Linked DNA regions of Homo sapiens: regions 2 and 3 are each linked to region 1. A link is a contact called in ENCODE Hi-C or POLR2A ChIA-PET data. All regions are on one chromosome and are shown on one strand. The core of a region is the stretch at or near the end of the contact, and the rest is flanking DNA. Distances in the headings are between cores, read along the strand shown.

Region 1 (3,094 bases), core at 595-3,094:
GGCTGGCAGAGTGATTGTATAGATTAAATAGAGAGGAGAGGTGGAGAACAGGGGCATTGGTAACACTCATGGGTTCAGAGTGGAACTCTTTCCTTTCTAGCTATGTAAACCTGAGCAGCGTGCTTAACTTTGCTAAGCCTCAGTTTTCTTATCTGAAAAATGGGGACAATCACAGTTCCTACTTTGTGGACTTGGTGTGAGGATTAAATGAGATATTGCACATAAAGCACTTGCAAAGATCCTCTCTCAAGATGAACGTGATTAGTAATAACTAACATCTATCAAGCACTTACTTTGTGTCAGAATCTGCTTAAGTTCATCAAAATTAAGATTAGACACCAAGACAAGGACTTAGGTGCAAGTTTATATGGGAGGGGATCCCAGGAAGCGATGTGAGAGAACAGGGAAGTGAGATGGGGAGGAGTCATTTTGGTGGGCAATGGGGGCTCAGTCCCACTGGACATCCTCTTAGAGACTGAGAAACACACCTCAGAATCTCCACTGCTGTGTTTATCCACCATCTTCCAGTCCTTATTGGTGGAGGGTCACTCCTGGGGCATTCATTCCACCACACCTTTGACCTGCCCTGTCCTTGGGCTAAGCATGTAACCATGACCAGGGAGCATCCTCAGGAGAAAGACTCAGGAAGGCATTGGCACATACAAGGAACTGAACTATCTGTATGGGGCTTTGAGATTGGCTGAGGGGAAATTGATGAATGCTAGCAGTGTCTGCTACACCACTTTAAGCACTTTATAATATTAACTCATTTACTTCATGCAACAACACTATGAAATGTTCTATTATTATCCCCATTTTATAGATGAGGAAACTGAGACACAGAGGGGTTTTACAACTTGATCAAGGTTCTCCAGTCAGTCTGATTTCAGAGCCTGCATTCTTTTTTTATTTTTATTTTTTGAGACAGGATCTCACTCTGTTGCCCAGGCTGGAGTGCAATGGCACGATCATGACTCACTGTAGCCTCAACCACCCAAGCTCAAGTGATTCTCCCACCTCAGAGCCTCCCGAGTAGCTGGGACCACAGACACACCACCATGAAGGCTAATTAAAAAAAAAAAATTTTTTTTTTAGTGATGGGGTCTCACTATGTTGCCCAGGCTGGTCTCAAACATCTGGACTTAAGCAGTCCCCCTGCCTTGGTCTCCCAAAGTGCTGGGATTACAGGCATAAGCCACCATGCCTGGCCAGAGCCTGCATTCTTTCGAGAAGTTTTGACCATAATTCTCAGTAAAAAATGTATTTTATATCACAATTCCGCTCCCAAACACACTTACACTAAATAAATAAAAGATTCCTAAAACAATACTCATCTGTACCACGTGCAGTGCACTCTGAAATTTTCTGTTTTTTTTATTAATCACGTTATTTTAAAAATGGTATTAGTCACCCACTAAATTGTTTTCATAACCCAGTAATGGGCTGCAACCCACGGTTTTGGAAAAGACAGTGCTCTAAAATTCTATTTTATAGGACAATGTTGATGTCATAAGGCTGGCATGGGGAATGATATGGGGTAGGTGCCCAGGGAAGGCTGGTTTCCTTGTGTGCCCTTTCTGGCAAACCAGAGCCTATGAGCTGCTACCTTCTAGGCTTGCATACAGAGGCCTGGCTGAACCTAGCACATTTCTTAAATCCTAGACTTGCCCTAGTGGAATCTGCTCAGCCTCCTCCCTGGGGATGGGCACCATCTTGGGCTGTGACCTTCAATTCACCGGCTCCCCAGAAGCCAGCTCCTCCTTGGGAGGTGAGGTTATACCCTGTCCCCACAACGTTGTCATTTCCTTCCCCTGAGTCTCTCTGTGTGAGGATTGTTCCCCTAATCAGGATGGAGACGCAGTTCATTACAAGCTGGTGAGGCAACGGCTCTGTGCTCCAGGCCCGAGACAGGCTGTCTGGGAGCTTGGCCAGCCTCCCACTGCCCCGGACACCAGGGCAGTGGCCTCAGAGCAGAACCAGCTCGCTGGGTTTGTCTGCCCCCTTCCCAAGGGACACAGGCAGACAGACACTGTTTGCTGAGACTTCCACAGCTTTCATTATTACAAAACCTCTGCCATGCTCAGACAATGAGTTTCAGCAAATGATGGCACTACTTCCGAGAGCATCTGTAGAGCACCTAGAATAACAACTGGACTTTATTGAGTGTTTACCATGCACCAAGCCCTGGGCTAAACACTTCATCTGCAGGCTGTTCGTCTTTACGGCAAACCCAGTAGGTAGGTATAACTATCCCCACTCTGCAGATGCAGAAACGGAGGCACAGAATGTTTTGGTAGCTAAACAAGCTCACCAGGAGGCTAGAAGGTGGCCACACCTAGCTGGCCCCCCTGACTCCACCAACTGCCTCCCTTTGCTGTATTGCATGCAAGAATGTGACTCCAAGTTTTTCCTTCCTTCTGGATCCAACTCTGGCTTCACTCTGCTCAGCAACCAGGTGAGTTTCCATAGGTGACTTTGTCTCTCTGAGCCAAGTTTCCTTATCTGTAAAACAGGGCCTAGTGGTACTTCCTTCCTCAGGCTGTTAGGAAGAGTAAATGAAATAATGTATATAAATGCATCTCCCAGAGCTCCTAACACATAAGAAGTGCTCAATAAATCTATTTATGAAAGAGTTGATTCAGCTGTTTTCCTACTGACTTGACAGTATCCCACAGCCATTTCCCAGAGGCATGATGTCACCATCCAGAGGATAATAGCAGCCAATCTAGAAACCTCCATGTGTTCCTGGGCTTCTCATATTTATGCCTTGTCTTGCCTCGCTGCCCCATCTTACTACTGACTTCCCTGGGGCAGAAATCTCCAATATGACTAATATCTCTTGGAGGGCTATGAAGAAGCCATTTATTTCCTCCAACAACAGTCCCTTCCACCCAGGATGAGGAGAATAGCCATGTGGTGGCTGCAGAGCCTGGTGCAGAAATTCTCATTAGCTGCAGTTTAATTACTGCCTGCCGTATAGGTTTTTAATAACAGTAAGTCCCAATTAGTTGCTTGTTACTTCAGAAATAATTACTGATAGTGGACCTTTGTCTCTGTTTTAATTCCAGCTTCATGCCCAAGCTGCGGAAGTCTA
Region 2 (3,094 bases), core at 318-2,817, 230 kb before region 1:
AATAAGTGATAGAGCATGTATTTGTTGTCTGACTTCAAAGCCTAAGTAAGCTTTTAATCATATTTTTCAGATAAATTTTTCAGATTTTAGCTGTGCAACTTTGGACAAGCTACCTCTTTCTCAGGTCTTCAGTGGTGCCATCTGAAAAGGAGACATGGCTCAGATTAACGTTCAAGTCCATTTAGCTCCAAATTCCTGGTTATATTTTAACAAAGTATACAGACACACACCATAACTCTTTCTTTCTCCAAGTTTGGTCTTCTTTGAGCATGGAATGACTTGACTATTTACAGACTCTAGCTGAGAAAGTGTGCTGGAGAAGCAAGCAGATTGTAACGCACATCTAAATAGCAGAGCCGAGCTTCCTAAGTGGGAAATGGATGTTGTAATACAAAGGCAGTTAGCAGGGTCCTTGGAGGTTTCAGCAGGATGTAATTATGGTTCTTTAAAAAGAGGCTCGCATATGTTTTTGAGCAAACTTAACAGATGCCCGGATGTCATGTCTATATTCTTTAGGGAGTCTAGGATGACTAATTTTCTACAGCAACTTTGCATAGCACATTGGAACGACCCATTGCAAATCAATTCCTAGGGTGCAACTTAATGAAAGCTTTTATTGATGATTCAGATTAATAATCTAAAAACCTTTATAAAATGACCACAACTTCATTTCTGCCTGGTCTACTCTGTATTTGATAAACAAAATAGGCAGTTCTCTCCATAGTTATCACTTAATGTGATTTCTTTTTAAAAAGAAATCTTTAACCAGGCCTGTTCATGGAGACTGAGGGTTTTAATGCTGTGTGGTTCATTTTTAGTGCAATATCCTTTGCAAACTTTTGTGACTTCCTCAGAGATTTTCTTTGAGCTAGGTGCCCTAGGGAATCTTCTATATGGTTCACTAACATTTTATTGTAGAATGAAATGCACATTGATTCTACAGAATCAATGCTCAGTTAAGGCAGTTTGGGGGCCATTTCCTTACCCCAGCATACTCTATCTGAAAAAGCCTCTTGCAAACCCATGTCCTCCTGAGGTTGTTGTGAATATCGAGCCGGTGCATCAGGAAATCGAAAGATAACAAGTCTAGTTTCCTTTGGTAGGCACCTTGACATCTCTTTTCTTGCTGGGGCTTTAACCAGTCTGATAAATTTCCAATCAAGTCTTTTGAATCAAGTGGCTCTAAGACCTGGTACAGGCTTCTGGGTTCACTTCTCTGTATTAGCTGCCTTGGAGCTAAGAAGTTTTCCTCTTAATAATAAACAGTTGAAGATGGTTGAACACAGAAGCCTTGCATGTGTTTGGTTTGGGCAGAATATCAGCCTTTCAATTGCCTCCAACTATTCATAACCCTCCATAATTTCATAGCCATCGATTTCCCCTTCTCCCTGATACGCTCTTTCATTGGCCTGTTGCCCACATCCTGTAATTGTGCCAGTCACCCCTGCGACCTTTCCTTTGCTGAGCTCAATTAATAATGTACTCAACATATTTCCCTGTTGCATCAAATACCAATTTGGCCTGAATGAGTGAAAGAATGTCTAATGAGGAAATGGTTAAGTCTTTCTTGCTGGACAAGCCTTTACATTGAGCCGGTCTTGGGAGATGGGGGAAGAGAGGAAGCTGCATTGTACTACTTGTTCAGCAAGTTTTTCTCAAATTCCACAGCAGAGACTTGTTCTAATTACCTAGGTCCAGCTATTGTGCAGGTGAGAGTGTGTCATCTGATGTGGAAGACTCTGAGCATCAAAGACCTCAGATGGCACAGTTTTTGGCACGTGGTTGCCCACTCCTCAAATGTTTCTGCTAAATATTTTAGACCATGTGGAGAACAATTACAACATGGAATGGAATGTTTATTTAGGAAAGGAGGAAGCAAGAAGAATAGTCCTCCCTTTCCTGTGATACTTTGTGTCCTAAAATGGCCTAGGAATGTGCTCAGTCAGAGAAGGACTGGCCAGCCTGGATTGTGTAACAGTCAGAGGATAACATGGCGCCTGTGCTTGCAGACTCCCCACCGTGCACAGATACATCATTTGCAGTTGCTTTGAGGGCCAGCTTTGTTGACAGCTAATGCTAAGGGGACATGCACCAGGAGACATGGCTTCCAACCTTGTGTAACAGCAGCCAGCTGGGCTCTCCAATTCTGAATTTTGGGACGATTCCATGGCTTCATGGGAAGAGGGCGTTTTCTTGATTGTTTGCTCCTGAGCTGCCTGTAGCCTCATATGTAGAAGGTCAGAGATGGAGGTTCTTTTAAGACCTTTTAGTCCAATTCCCATTTTTCAGACAGAGAAGCTAGGGTCTCAGATGGCAAGAGACTTAATGTCACACAGCAGCAGGTTAGCCTCTGTAATCATTGCTGTCGCTGGAAAAGGATTGCAGAAAAGTGAAACAGCCAAAATAACCAAGCTTTATTGAGAATTTACTCTGTGCCAGACCCCATGTTAAGAATTTTACATGCATTATTTCATTTAATCTTCAGGAAAATTCTGGAAGGTAGATACTGTTTATTATCTTGATTTTTTTCCACGGGGCAATGCCGTTTGGAGAGAATAAGTGTGGAGGAGCCAGCACTCAAATCCTTACCATTGGAGGCCAGAGTCTGCATTCTGAATCACCATGTTCTTCCTGTTTCCATCTGATTCTAGTTTAACCCTCCCTCATTTTACAGGTTAACTCTAACCCAAAAAAGGGAAGCAACTTGCCCGAGACCCTTCAAATACTGGAAAATATTGTTATGGTGACTGAAAGTAGTTAACGTTTATTGAGTACTTACTGAGTGCTTACCAGGGATTGTGCTGTGTGCTTTTCATTCACTTGTTTGTTACCATAATTCTAGAAGAATGTAGGTAGTACTAGCTGAAGTAACTGATGGCTAGGGAGCTTAAGAATAACTTATGCCATATTTTATAGTTATTAAGTCAAGATTCAAGAGGAAGCCATCCAACTCCAAAATTTGACTTCCCTAATTCTGCTCTGCCAGGCCAGCATCTTGGAATCAACTATGCAACTATGCCTACCTTTTTCTGTATCAGGTTTTTTTTTTTTTTTTTTTTTTGAGATGGAGTCTCACTCTGTTGCTCAGGCTGGA
Region 3 (3,094 bases), core at 429-2,928, 130 kb after region 1:
GTAATAAGGAAACCAATTAATTCATTCTTTGTTATTAATAGCAAGGAACGTATGCAGAGAAAGGTCCTATGGGGCAAGAGAGAGATGCCAAGAGTGCACCCCTTCCTTCATGACAGTAGTTCTTAAACTTCAATGTACTCAGGATTACCCAGGGAGCTTGTTAAGTGTGCAGAATCATGGGCCAGAGCATCAGAGAGTCTGATTTTGCAGATCTGGGGTGAGGTCCAAGAATTCATATCTTTGAAAAATATGACCAAGTGAGTGTGCATAAGATGGTCTGTAGCCTTCACTCTGACAAAGACTGGTCTAGATTAGAAGATGAAATTGGAAGACTGAGGGAAGGAGGGAACTGGGTGACTTGGAGCAAGCAGGAATGGGATCCTAGAAGATGGGAGAGGAGCTGAGGTTTGAATGCATGCAAGATCCCGAGAAAACAGGGAAGCATACTTTGGATTTGGTCTGATGAACAGACGGTGGAGAGCTCTGGTGGACAGGAAGCTCTGGCTCTTCTCCCTGCTGCCATTGGCAGGAGATGCCAGGTTGGGTAGGCATCACACTGGGAATGTCAGCCACTAGGAAGGGTTTACTGAGAATCCTGGTGAAATATAATGAACCCAAGGCATGTGTCTCTTTGTCCTCTCTTTAAGGCCCAAGATGGCTGGCTTTAAGTTGCCTAACTGTGCCCATAGAGTTGAGCTTCTTTTTATCTATTTCCTTATTCAGAAATGAGGGCTTGAAGCAGCCTGCAGTGGTAGACCTGGAAGTATAAAGTAGATTTGTGATGCTCAGGGCACCAGAGTGGGCTAGCAGAAAGGGCACCAGAGATGATAGGAGATGTTGAGTGCCATTTCTCCTTATTAGGGGCTGTGTTGGCTGAGAGGGGCCACAGCTGAATCTCAGGTCTGCAGGGGACCCATGTTCCATGATAAAGTCTGAACCAAGACATCCCTGTAACAGTGGCCTTTGGATCTGCAACCTATAGGAGAGCAAATTTTGGGGGGTCTTCACTGGATCAGGAAGAGCTACAAATAAGAATGGAGAGGGGAAGGGGTTGTGTACTCAGCACTTACTATGTGCCAGGCTCCACATTCCATGCTTACATGATGTTTGTAATCTAGCCTCCACCTTAGGAGGTAGATAGCTCTAGTTTTACAGATGAAGAAAGAGATGCCCAGAGAGGTGAAGCAACTCACAGCTTTACACAGCCAGGATTTGGTAAAGCCTGGGCTTGAACTTGCATCTATCTGGTTTCTGTCATGAATCTTCCACAGTTCTATGGTGAATGTGTTGGGGACCTTGATTCTTGGTCCTCAGGTGCAAGTGCCTCGGAAGCCCAGTTCCCCTCGGCAGGGTCGGGGGTTCAGTGTGGGCAGAGTGCCCTGGAGTCCTGTGACTTGTGGGGCATTTCTGTGCCCTCTGTCAACAATCCAGCCTTCAGTAACGTTGTGCTGCTGCCGGCTGCTTTCACCACATCCAGACCCCCCACCCACACAGGCGAAGGTTTTGGCCAAGGGCACCCTGGAGGGGGAGGAAAAAGTGCCTTCCAGAGGGGCTTGTTGCAAAGCCCCTGAATGGACCCATTGAGGCTCCAGGGCAGGATGACAATGGGCCTGTTGGGGCCCTCGGTCTGCTGAGGTGACAGGGCTGGGGCCGGGCAGGCAGTGCAGTGCTGGCTCAGAGGCCAGACGCTGACTTCCAGGGCTGGGAGCCAGCGCTTCTGACGTGCTCCGAAATGCCAGCTTTGCTTAATGGGGAGCAGCTGGGGTGGGCTCCGCATAACTCCCTATGCCAGGAAGGCAGCGTGAACCCAGTTCCTCAGGCTACAGCCGCTCTTTTCCTCCTCCCGGCCTGGCACTGCTCCCCCTTCCTGAGCCAGGCCTTGCTCACCGGACACCAGGATCATAGTCAGCTCCTTCTAGTGTCCCCTTGGTCCTCAGGGGCATTCTTTTCAGCCTGATTGGATAAATAACACCCCTTCCCCAATAGTCTAGCCTGCCTACAGGTGCAGCTGCCAGCTAACATGCAGCATGCCCAGTGAAATTTGAATTTTAAATAAATGATGAAAAAATTTTAATTATATTTAAATATGTAATAAATGACAAAGCCTGAACCAAGATATGAGTTCATTTTGTGGGTCATGGGACACACTTAAACCAAAAAATTATTTGCTGTTTATCTGAAATTCAGATTTAACTGGGCATCCTCTATTTTTATGTGCTAGATCTGATGACCCTACCCAAGGCAGCCATGATGGATACCCATGTGGGGTTACTAGGACTTAGTTAGGTTTTCCTTTATGCCACCAAGGTGGGGGATAGGGAGAAGGAGGCCTCTCTGTGCCCACCCTCCACCTCCCATTTCCTGTACATAAAATGCTGGATGCCACACTTAGTAGGTCTTACTCACAGGCAAGCATTGCCCCCAGTGTTACCCACACCACCCTCCCTTCTAGGAGCTGCAGCTTTCTCCCTGGCTCCCACAGTGGGAAGGGAAGCTTTGGGATACAATTGCAGTTGGTGACTATTTACTGAGCACCTGCCTATCACACTGGGCTGAACCCTGGCAATTTAATGAGAATGAGACAGATGTAGGCTTTGCTCTCAAAAGAGCTTACAGGCTAGTAGGGGAGAGAGGCATTTGAACAAAAGAGCAACTATAATTCAGTGAACCATAAACACTGTGGGTAGGTGGCAGGGGTTGTTGGGGGGATAGTTATTGAGGGAGGTATCTCAGAAATTCCAGGAGAGCATCTCACTCGCACCTGTAGGACCAGGATAGAGGTCTTAGAGTCAGGAGATTTGAGATGAAATCCTGGGCCACGTCATTGAGTTGAGTAGCTATGTGGGCATGGGCCGATCATTTAACCTCTTGAGCCTTGATTTTCCTTATCTAGAAAGTGGGAACAATTTTCCTTGCTTTAGGGACCAATGTGAGTTTCCAAGTAAAATGATTAATGTGAACATGTATTGCTAACTGCAGGGTCCTAGATCAAACAAATGTGTGTGTTTGTGTGTATGTGTGAAGTCAGAGGTAGGAGTTGAAGGATAGGGAAAATACAGAGGGGTTAGGAATGCTTGGGCCCCATCCCTGCTCT

The links. A loop is a pair of places that touch in the nucleus more often than their neighbours do. ChIA-PET counts read pairs that join two places held with the same protein, here RNA polymerase II (POLR2A). Pooled maps may share reads with other maps.
Region 2: a loop to region 1 is called in a map of endothelial cell of umbilical vein, with 4 times the contacts of the local background. The contact joins two enhancer-like sites. A Hi-C loop is called at or near these places in 1 of 168 maps with a recorded cell type or tissue (endothelial cell of umbilical vein). POLR2A ChIA-PET finds 5 or more read pairs at or near these places in 1 of 52 experiments (AG04449).
Region 3: a loop to region 1 is called in a map of ascending aorta, with 2.4 times the contacts of the local background. The contact joins two enhancer-like sites. A Hi-C loop is called at or near these places in 4 of 168 maps with a recorded cell type or tissue (MCF 10A, PC-3, ascending aorta and 1 more) and 4 of 50 pooled maps. POLR2A ChIA-PET finds 5 or more read pairs at or near these places in 2 of 52 experiments (PC-9 and SK-N-SH).

What each region holds. Positions count from the first base shown.
Region 1 is chr11:19,594,652-19,597,745 of GRCh38, forward strand. It overlaps a transcript of NAV2 not described here. Among named protein-coding and RNA genes, the nearest start is that of MIR4486, 21 kb to the left of the region's middle. Within about 2 kb of position 1,845, at least 17 of the 41 ENCODE cell types and tissues checked have a DNase peak (open chromatin) inside an H3K27ac peak, as active enhancers do; they include ascending aorta and endothelial cell of umbilical vein, where a contact is called at or near this core.
Region 2 is chr11:19,368,729-19,371,822 of GRCh38, forward strand. It overlaps a transcript of NAV2 not described here. Among named protein-coding and RNA genes, the nearest start is that of E2F8, 130 kb to the left of the region's middle. Within about 2 kb of position 1,568, at least 5 of the 41 ENCODE cell types and tissues checked have a DNase peak (open chromatin) inside an H3K27ac peak, as active enhancers do; they include endothelial cell of umbilical vein, where a contact is called at or near this core.
Region 3 is chr11:19,728,858-19,731,951 of GRCh38, forward strand. All of the region lies in intron 1 of NAV2 (neuron navigator 2), which reads left to right. Among named protein-coding and RNA genes, the nearest start is that of LEISA1, 16 kb to the left of the region's middle. Within about 2 kb of position 1,679, at least 7 of the 41 ENCODE cell types and tissues checked have a DNase peak (open chromatin) inside an H3K27ac peak, as active enhancers do; they include ascending aorta, where a contact is called at or near this core.